Linked DNA regions of Mus musculus: region 1 is linked to region 2. Evidence: chromatin contacts called from ENCODE Hi-C or POLR2A ChIA-PET data. All regions are on one chromosome and are shown on one strand. Each heading gives the region's core, a stretch centred on a gene start or an enhancer-like site at or near the end of the contact. The rest is flanking DNA. Distances are from core to core; before and after follow the strand shown.

Region 1 (5,054 bases), core at 375-2,874, 280 kb before region 2:
TAGATAGCTGAGGCTGTTCTCGAACCCGGGATCCCTCTGCCCTCATTTCTGCAGTGCTGGGGCTGCAGGAATGTGACACTGCACATGGCTACTTTTCTTGTGGGGGATGGAGGGTGCTGGGGATGGGCCAGAGACTCATATATGCTAAGCACATGCCCACCTGCTGAACAGCACCTTCAGTCTCCCTCTCTCCTTTCTTAGCTTATTTCTTCCTAAACCCAGGTCCTGTCATACGGTAGGCAAGCATTCTATCATTGAGCTGTACGACTCTCATTGCTTCCCTCCTCTTCCTCCTCTACTTCTTTCTTGAGACGGGGCCTTCTTTCTCTGTGTAGCCCTGCCTGGCTGGCCTGGAACTCCCTTTGTAGACTAGGTTGGCCTCCAACTCAGAGATCTGCCTGCCTCTGCCACCAGAGTGCTGGGATTAGAGGTGAGCGCCACCATGCTCCCATCTTCTTGAATTACGTGTGTATGAGCTGGTTGCAAGACTTAAATCCCAGTACTCAGGAGGCAGAGACAGGAAGATCTCTCAGTCTGAGGCCAACCTAGTCTACAAGGGGAGTTCCAGGCCAGCCATGGGGTACACAGAAACCTTGTTTTGGAACAAAATGATGAGTATATGTATCTGTGTATCAGTGTGTGGGTGTGTGTGCATCTGAGTGCAGTGCCCTTGCAGACCAGAAGAGGTGTCAGTTCCCTAGGCACTGGAGTTAACAGTCTGTGAGCAGCCAGCCACATGGGAGCTGGGACTCCAACTCTGATTTTCTGCAAGACCAGGAAGTGCTCTTACACACTGGACCGGCCTCTTTGGAAAATGTTTTTGAGAAAGGGTTTTAGAAAATTGTCAAGGCTGGCTTTGAACTCATTTTGCAACCCCTGAATTTGATTCTGCTTTGACTTACTGAGTAACTCGGGTTACGCCTGTGCCAACGTAACTGTCTGCTAAGTTTTTAAAATGCCCCCTTGTAAATACACCTTATTAGATGCTGGGATTTTTCATTCTTTTCTGGGAGCAAGACAGTGGCATGCTCCCTTGTTTAGCTTAGTATTCTATTCATGGAAAAGGGCTTACTGTTATCTTAGGGATTTCAACTGGAAACTAGTGGATCCTGGTGGTTGTTTCCAGACTGCAATGTAAAGACTCCCATTAAAGAACTGGGCATTAAGATCGAGGTTTACACTTTTGCATGAGTATTAGGCTCCTCTGTCCAAGACAAGCAGGAAGAACGCATTTTATAAGTAGCACATACTGTATTTTTTTGCAGGAGAAAATGGTGGGAGGAGATGCCTCTAAAATGGTTGCTTCTATGAATTATTCCCTAGACATCCATCGTCCCCAAACCCCTCGATAGCAAATCCGCCCTTGAGGAGGTCAAGAGGTGCCCCAGCCCAGGGCTATTGCAAAGCAACCTTTGGATGCAAACTAGCTCCTACCCAGGATACCTTACGGGAGTGACACTTAACTTCTCCAGTGCCCTCCTTTTCAAGTAGGCACGAGCACGTTCAGAAGGCCTGGCTTGGCCCAGCTCAACTTCCGTAGCTCCGAGAAGCTGGGGCGATTTTGTCGCAAAACCACGCGAGACTTCCGCGTCTCCACCCTCTTCCCGTCATTCTTTTAATCTCGGAGTTTTAGTTTGGTCCGGGGGTCTTGTTTTGTAGTTGGAGGCCGAGCTCCGGGAGTGACGTAGGACGCGCGCGCGCCTCCTTGCCCCCCCCCCCCCCCCGCGGTCCCGCTCTTCTCTTCCCCTTCGTCTCCGGGCTGAGAATCCCAGCGTCTCCTTCCAACCCTCTTTGTGGTCCATTGTCGCTCGTTCCGGTCCGCCCGGAAAACAAGCCCGCCGGCGCGCGCTTCCAACGGCCCCGACCGCTGCCAGGTGGGGGAGGGGAAGGAAAGGCCCGGGCGGCGGGATTGCGAGGAGAGGACCGTGCCCGGGGGCTTCGGGGGTGGACGAGGGGGAATCCGTGGGGACAGTGAAACTGTCGGAGCGATCGCCCTGCCCGGGATGGCAGGCCGGCCTCGGCGGGAGGGAGGCGGGCGTGCTGTCCCCGGGGGATTGTCCCTCCTCTGGTCCTTGTTCATCATCACCGTGTCTACCCGCCGCCGGGCCCCAGGCCTCCTCTGACAGCACCATGGGTGACAGTGATGATGAATACGACCGAAGACGCAGGGACAAATTTCGAAGAGAGCGCAGCGATTATGACCGTTCCCGGGAAAGGGATGAAAGACGGCGAGGGGACGATTGGAATGACCGGTGAGACAGTATTAACGTCCATACCCCGCCCCGTACAACCCTTCCGCGCCACAATTTTTCTTTTCGTTTCCTTTTTTGTCTTTACCTTACAAAATCTTATTAGGATGCAGTTTACCGTTGAGCCATTTCTGTAGTTTCAGTCTATTCACCGTTGGCTCAGATTTTGAGCTTTTAACCAAAGTGACGGTCAGTATTAGTGCTGGACAGGAGCTCCGCACAGCTGGTTGGACTGCATCTTCCGTGCAGGCTACATAGGGAGACACAATCTCAAATCCAAATATTAAGAAAGCACAAACTGACCAAAGTGAGATTGGCCCGAAACTCTTTAGGTAGCTCAAGATGACATTAAACTTCTGAATTAAGGAAGTATTCTACCACATCCTGTTTAAGAGTTTTTTGAAAGGATTTTTAAAACAGGTAATTGAGATAAGAAATGTGCAAGTGCATTTCTTCTTTTATATAATAAAACGTTCATGGGGGTTTGCTTACATTATGTCTATGCACCTCATTCGTTCCTGGTGCCCGAGGAGGCCAACAGAAGGCTTTAGATCCTCTGGGAAATGGGCAGGAAAGATGGTTGTGAATTGCTTTGTGGGTGCTGGGACTCAAAGCCTAGTCCTCCGCAAGAGGAGCCAACCAAGAGTGGTTAAAAGGAGTGCATTTAACTACTGAGCCAGCTCTCTACCTCTCTTCCTTTTTAAATCCAGAGGTGAAGTAAAAACAACAAAAACAAAGCCAGTTTAGTGAGTTAAGCGCCATAGCTCAACTTGAAAACAGATTTCTTTATTTTTAAAGATTTATTTGTTTGAGTGCTCAATTTGCATGTACATCTGCATGACAGAATAGGGCATCTGGTCCCTGTAGTTGTTGCTGGGATTTGAACTCATGACCTGGATAAGCAGCCAGTGCTCTTAACTGCTGAGTCATCTCTCAGTTTCTTTAGAGGGATTTGAAATGACTTTGAGATAGAATTTAAGAGGTTGAGACCAGCCAGGGCTACATGGTGAGACTCCCTTTCACGAAACAAGTATGAAATGAAGGGAAAGCCTGGAAAAGAGGAAGCCTAGTGTGGGTGTGATTGTGAGAGTGTGTGGATGGTATATGCAAATGAGTGTGATTTATGGGGCCTACAGCTAGAGGAACAAGCATCTGTGAGTGGCTTGCCACGTGTGCTAAGAGGAGCCGCACATGGGTCCCTTGTAGGATTAGCAAGAACCCTTAACCACTGAGTCAGTTCTCCAGCACGTTATCAAAAATTAATTATTTAGCTTTTGGTATGTTTTTTGAGACAGAGTTTCTCTGTACAGCCTTGACTGTCCTGGAACTCACTCTGTAGACCAGACTGGCCTCGAACTCAAGAGATCTACCTGCCTCTGCCTCTGCCTCTGCCTCCCGAGTGCTGGGGTTAAAGGTGTGCGGCACTGTGGTTTTTGTTTTTTTAATGTATAAGTGTTTTGCCTACGTGATTTCTGTGCACCACATTCATGCTGTGCCTGATAGCTGTAGGAAGCCAGAACAGTGTTGTATCCTTAGAGCTGGAACTGACAGAAGGATGTGAGCTGCTGTGTGGCTCCTAGGAGCCGAGCCTTGCTTCTTTGAACTCTGAGAGCCATCTCTCTTAGCCCCCTTGCCCTTTAGGTTTTGAGAAAGGGCCTCACGTAGAATAAGCTGACCTGGAACATAACACTCCTGCCTTAAGCCTCTTCAGGGCTGGAAATAGAAGGGTGAGCCACCATGCCCAGCTCACCTTAGTGCTTCTTTAAGAAAAAAGAAAATCAAATTTGCTTTTCTGAGTCTGAAGCTAGATGAAGTCTTTCAGAGGTCAAAGTGGCTTTGGTTACATGTCACAAGTAGGCATGATCATTGCAAAGGAACTTAAGTTCTGAGGAGCAGAAGATGGCCATCTATGTAGTGCTTTGGAGAGCCACAGGAAAGAGACACTTAGCTGGATTTCTAGGGAATTCCCTAGACACAGGTGCTGTGAACAGCTTGCGGTCAGTAAGCACAACACAGTTGAGACAGGAGCACGTGCTCTTGGTTGATGTAGTGGTTCTCAGACTGTAGAGAGACATTGCTGTTTTTCTTAGTGGAGCTGCAGGAGTGCTGGTTAAAGCCGCTAGTACCTTAGGACAGAAGTCATGAAAAGGATGCACGGTTGAAGGAAGAGCACCACTTAGTGTCCCAGATAGAGCACTGTGTTTTGTTTCTGGTTTGGTTTTATGGATGAGAAGAATGCATAAAAGAGCATTGTGCTAAGCATTGGGTAGTCACTGCAAGAGCAGCTGGGTGATTGATGGGGGAGCCTGGAGTGGTTTTCACAGGTGCTGGGTTTTTATTGGAGCATTGTCAACACCGGGGCTTCACACTTAGTGCTTGGCAGATGTGTGTAGGAAAAGAAGTTAAGAGAAGTGTTACTAAGAGGAAAGCTGTCAGTATTTGTTGCTAGTGGAGCATGCTGGTAGAAACTCATTTTAGAAACTTGTATATATTAGTATGAGTAGTCCTGATGTTTAGACTTTGAGATGAGAGTCTATGATGCACCATGGCTTGATACTGTACAGTGAAAAGTGTCAGGAGCTGTTTAAGATCTGCTAGCAGTGATTTTAATGTAGCAGAATTGAAGGGCATCGACAATTCTAGGCGAGTGTTTGAGCCACAGCTGTAGCCTGCTGGTGTGGTTTGATGAGTCAGTCCAACACACTTCAGAGTTAGTTTTGACACAGGGTCTTATGTAGCCTAGTGTATCTCATACACACTGTAGCTGCCTCCATTTTTAAGTGCTAGATTTACACTCTGCCTGCT
Region 2 (5,276 bases), core at 173-2,672:
AGGGGAGCGCTTTCGGACATTCGAGCCTGGAATTGGGAAGGGACCGGGGGCGGAAGAGGAGCGCGCTCCGGAACGCGCGCCTGGAACTCTCCCCAGGAAGCGCGCCACACGCGCTCTGGCCCGGGGCTCTCCAGATTGACTCGGGTCAGCGTGTGCGTGCGGGTTTCAGTCTCTGCTGCCGCCGTCTCTTGTTGGCGCTTAGCATTGCTCGGACTGAAATCTCGAAGTTCTTGGAGCAAGGATGCTAGCGCCTCCAGCTCTTCTGAGCGGTCGTCCTCCTCGGGATCGCGGTCCTGAGTCTGAGGGCGAGGGGGGGCCACAGCGGGCGCTTGGATTTCTGGTGCCGGGAGGCTATGGGTCTGACTGCGCACGGACTCGGTCAGCAGAGCTTCTGCTGCTTCTTCGGGTGTTCCCTGCTGGGAACCTCCCGGGACCGACGGGGGCGAGGCCGGACGGTCCAGTGCCTGCAACAGTACCGAGGCCAGCGCCCGGGGATCCACGCCCTGGAAGAGCTCTCCCTGGTCCTGAGGCTCGGGATTCCGAGCAGCTCGGACCTCTGGTACGCCGTCATCCTTTGGCCGGGACACTGCGTCCTCAGCTACCTGCCCATTATGCTCAGAGCTGAGGGGAGGAGGAAAAACATCGGGGCGCCCGGGGGGCGCTGCTCCCAACCCCTGGATCAGTAGAAGGAAGCAGAAGAGGACGGATGCCGGCAACGTGAAGGTTTTCATGACCAACGGGCTGCCAGAGACTGAAAAATAGAAGAAATCAAAGAAATAGAGGATTTCTATAAGAACTCCCCGCTTTCTATTTCTGCTTTCCCTCCCCCCACCTTTAAGCAGGAAATCCGGGGTTTCCCTCATTTCTCTAACCTTACCCGAAAAGAAACGTTTAGCAGAGAACAAGAAAGATGTGGCGATCTCTGGGGTCGTGCAAATGGGCAGAGAACGCCCGCAATCCTCCTTCTGGGTACCCAGTACCTCCTGTCGCCCCCTTCCCTAAGTCATCTCTCAGCCAGCGCCCGCGTACTAAGCAGCAATGATAAGCGGGAGGGGGGATCTGTTCCCTCCCCACAGGACTCCCCGGATGGTGCGTGGGTGACTTCATCAGCGACAAAAAAGCAGAGACTCCCCTTTTACCAAAGACCCTTCCCGGGGGCACACCGCTATGCTCTCAATACCCCATATGGAAAGAAAATCCTCCCTTCACGCCCACGAGTGAAGAGGGTTGGAGGGATGGACAGCGGAGTATTTACCAGCCGGTGTCACGACGGCGGGAGGTGGAGAGGAGGGTCGGGGCAGGGGGAAAGTCGGGACCGGTCCGCCTTGGCTCTGTTCCGTGGCTGGAGTATGAGCGATGGTCGAGGGCTGGCGTCCTAGAAGCTGGGCTCAGCTGGGTCAGCAACAGCGCTCTCGCTCCGGCTTCAGCACGCTGGACAGCGCCCGCGCCGCCTCTGCCTTATAAAGGGGAGCGCGCGGGGTCACGTGGGATAGCCCCGCCCCATTGACGTCAATGTTCATTCATGGGGAAGCGGGCGGGTGTCTGGTGGACGGTGAAAGTCCAATGATTGGAGGATAAGCGTCGCTCCCGGCCTGCACCTGCGCAGTAGGGCCCTCGGCTAGAGGGGCGTGCGCTAGCCGAGCTCCGGGAAATGAATGAATGAATGAATGAATGAAATGTCGAGGCGGGCGGGGCAGGGGGCTATGAATGAATGAAGGAGGGACGAGGAGAAAAGGATGAATGAATGAATGTAAAAATGAATGGAAGGGTGGGTACAGAGGAACCAGAAGGCGGGAGGGTGGGTTACAAAGCACTTGCGGCGCGGAGCCTGCGTTGCTGAGCAGAATAGGAAGAGGGCACCGCCAGCATCTAATTGGGCGCCAGTAAAAGATCAGTACTGGATGGGGGGACGGTAAGGGTTTGAAAGGGGAAGGGGCCTGGCTCCCTACTCCGCCACAGTATGGTCTATAGGGAGCACGCCCAAGGACAACTTGAACCTGAGAGGAGGGGGTGGATTTGCGGTGCGGGATGCCCGCCCAGGGTCAGCGCAGATGGGTGGATCTTGCGGTTTGGGTAATCACCTTGGAAAGGGTCCTAGTCGAGAGAGAAAAGGGAAAGATTGACGATGTGTGTGCCTTTGGGTCGTGTCTGTTCAAACCAGTTCGTGTCTGAAGGGGTTGGGGAAAAAAAGGTGTGTCTGTCCTTCTGGCCAGCGGGCTCTGCTGTGGCTGTTAGGGGGTTCCTGTTGTGCCCCCTTTTAATCCAACTCTCCCACACCCTTCAGCCTGTCTCCCTCTCCCCCACAGCCCCCACCCAAGGACATTTGGAGGGCGAGAGCAGACCAGGTGGGGAGGGGGTTGAGCAGGTGGAGAGGGTGACTCAACTCCATTTCTCTCTACCGCTTAAAGGGGAGGTCTGAACGCGACCGGGGGGGGGGGGTGAATTGCAACGTCAGAGATGGACCCTCTCAGCCATCAGACCCTTCGACCGTATCTCCTGCCCAGAGGGGTTGGGGCTGGGGGCTTGGACAGTTAGAGGTTCCGGGAGTGGGGGGCGATGACGCAGAGATTGCGCAGAAAATCTATCAGCCAGCCGGGTCCAGTGAAGGGAGACCAGACGTGGGCGGGGGTGGGATGGGAGGACGGAAATGGGGAGGGGGTAGAGGAGAGGGAAAGGTGGCCCCGGGAGCTGCTACTGCAGGAATGAAGGGGAGGGAGGAAGGCTGGAGGGGGCTGCGGTGCAGGCGGAGAGCAGTGCGGGGGCGTGGGCAGGGAAAGGGGGGGGACAATGACACACACCAGACACACAAGGACTGCGGACACAGGGGTGCTTATAGGCACACGCAAAGCCCCCCCGCACCCTGACACTTTGGAAACCAGAATGGGGAGGGCATCTGGAGGGTCTCAGAACCTCTTTCAGAGTCAGCCCCCTCATACCATCCTGTTACTGACCCTCATTTTAAGCCCCTAGCTCGTGCACGCGCGAGGGCGCGCGCGCGGGCACACACACACACACACACACACACACACACACACTCACGTGCTTTCTCTCTATAACCAGCAGTGGCTTCTCCCTTCCATCAGTGGCTTGACTTTCCCAGAAGAAACCCCATCAGCTCTGCAGAGAAAAGGTGGGGTGAGAGAGGAAAGAGAAGAGAGATGGGGACAGGGGGATGGAAGGAAAAGAACCTGAAGCAGGTTGAAGAAGCAGGCTAAAGGAGAGAGAAAGAAAAATAAATAAACAAACTTGAGAACCAAGGTGACAGTGGATATTCCAAAGAATGGAGGGAGGGGTGCCTAAAGACACACCAACAACAACAACAACAACAAAAACAACAGCACAGCAGCATCTGACACCCCTCCACACACAACTGTGGCTAGACCCTCCTTCCCTTTTCCCTCCCCATCTTTCTTCATCTTCTCAGCCTGGTTCCCTGGAGCCGTGGGCTGGGGGGGGGGGGGTCACGTTATCCTCCTTATGGAAGGTGAATCAGAAAGCTGGTGGTTCAGAGAGGGGGAGGGGAAACCTTTAGAGAGAGAAGGGAGGGGGAGAGAGCTCGACAAAAGGACTGCCTGATGGGAGTGAGAATCTAAGTTTGAGTTCCAGGGAAAGGAGATGGACACACTAAAGGAACCCTATACCTGTGTGCTTGCATGCATACACAAGCACCCTCATGTTGCATATACGCGTGTGTGCTTCTCTGGACAGAGATTAAAAGGACCTAAAGCAGAGAAGAAAAGGAGAAGAAACAGGGAGAAGCACGTGAAGACTGGGTGGATATGGCCCCAGTTTAAATGGAGGGAGAGACTTCTCTTGCAGTTTGCCACTTGTGTGACTGTTGGCACATCAGTGAAATTCTAATCTCTTGGGATTGTAGACACATCTGTGATGTTTGGGGTCTTTGTATGCACTCAGATCTGGTGCCTGGCTTTGAGTGTGTGTGTGTGTGTGTGTGTGTGTGTGTGTGTGTGTGTGTGTGTGTGTGTGTGTGTCTTTGTGAATTCCTAGAGCTCCTTTACTGCCTATTGGAGTGTGTCCATGCCTATGTGGTGAACTTCTCTGCATTTTAACATTTTCTTGCATTTTAACATTTTCTTGCATTTTAACATTTTCTTGCATTTTAACATTTTCCTGCATTTTAACATTTTCTTGCATTTTAACATTTTCTTGCATTTTAACATTTCTTGTTCCTCTTATTCTCTATAAATCTCGGGACATTACATCTCATAATTGAAGCCACTTCTCTGCAGCCCCCACATCCTAATCCCTGGTTCTTGGGGACATTCCCTATTTCTCTATCACCAGTCCCAACTCCCCACCCTTACTTTTTTGGAAAGCCAAGGAACTGCTCAAAAACTCGTATCTCAAGACTCTTGGTCATCCTAGGGTGGAGGTGGGCAAGGTAGAAGGCAACCAGATCCCAAAGGCGACAGGTTTGGCGATTTTGTTGCATAGGCATGGACCCCTCCTGCCTTCCTGCTCTTGGGGATCTCTCTCCCTGGTCCCTAGGTCAGCTCATTCCCACATCATACTTCGCCTCCCAGGGATGACCCATGCCCTTCATAGCTTCTCCCTTTGTCATTATTTTGTTGTGTTTGAGAAGTAGCCCAGACTGGCCTCCAATTCACTCACACTGTTGGAAGATGACCTTGTCGGAAGATGACCAGACTGTCTCGCCCTCCTAAGTGCTAGGATTACTGATATGCTCCATAGTGCCCAGTTTATGCAGAGTTGGGGATTTGAACTCAGGGCTTCATGTATGCTAGGCAAGCGCTTTACCAACTGAGCTACATGCTGCCCACCCAACCCTAGCCCCATCAATAACCTCTTAAGACTCTGCTGCTTCTACACTGGAAAAGATCAAGACAAGGGGCCAGTTCCTAAGATTGTGGAGAGGAGGCAAGAAAAAAAGATGCTATGGGGAGACACGACTGTAAAAGGCAGAGCTAAGGTGAGGCCCTGGAGGGGACACTGGACATTTGCTCTGACGTGTGTATATGGCACTGTCTACCATGGTCCCGGTATCTGAATCTCTCATGCATTCCAGGAGTACAAGGAGAAGGAGAGGTTCAGCAGGACAATGATTGCAGAGTTGAAGGCTTGGGGAACTAGGGATGAGGGCTACGGGAAGGGCTGTAGGAGGTCTGGGGGGTGTGGAGAGAGAGAGAGCAGGGGCTTCATCACACCACCCTAGCCCCTGAAGCTCACCCAACCCCCCCTTTTTCTGCTCCCCCTCCCCCAACCGGTGACTCACCTCTGCAGCCATTTATTTCGTC

The links. Hi-C counts contacts between places; a loop is a spot of excess contacts on that map. ChIA-PET counts read pairs that join two places held with the same protein, here RNA polymerase II (POLR2A).
Region 1: a loop to region 2 is called in a map of left cerebral cortex, with 2.2 times the contacts of the local background. The contact joins the promoter of Srrt here to the promoter of Vgf in region 2. A Hi-C loop is called at or near these places in 4 of 37 maps with a recorded cell type or tissue (left cerebral cortex and regulatory T cell). POLR2A ChIA-PET finds 5 or more read pairs at or near these places in 2 of 5 experiments (Patski and embryonic stem cell).

What each region holds. Positions count from the first base shown.
Region 1 is chr5:137,304,244-137,309,297 of GRCm38, reverse strand. It overlaps Srrt (serrate RNA effector molecule homolog (Arabidopsis)), which reads left to right and starts at 1,624. Exons shown (of 20, transcript NM_031405.2): 1 at 1,624-1,874; 2 at 2,113-2,252. The coding sequence starts at 2,131. It also overlaps the pseudogene Gm43013.
Region 2 is chr5:137,026,441-137,031,716 of GRCm38, reverse strand. Vgf (VGF nerve growth factor inducible) reads right to left here and starts at 1,422. Exons shown (of 2, transcript NM_001039385.1): 1 at 1,256-1,422; 2 at 1-751. The coding sequence starts at 731.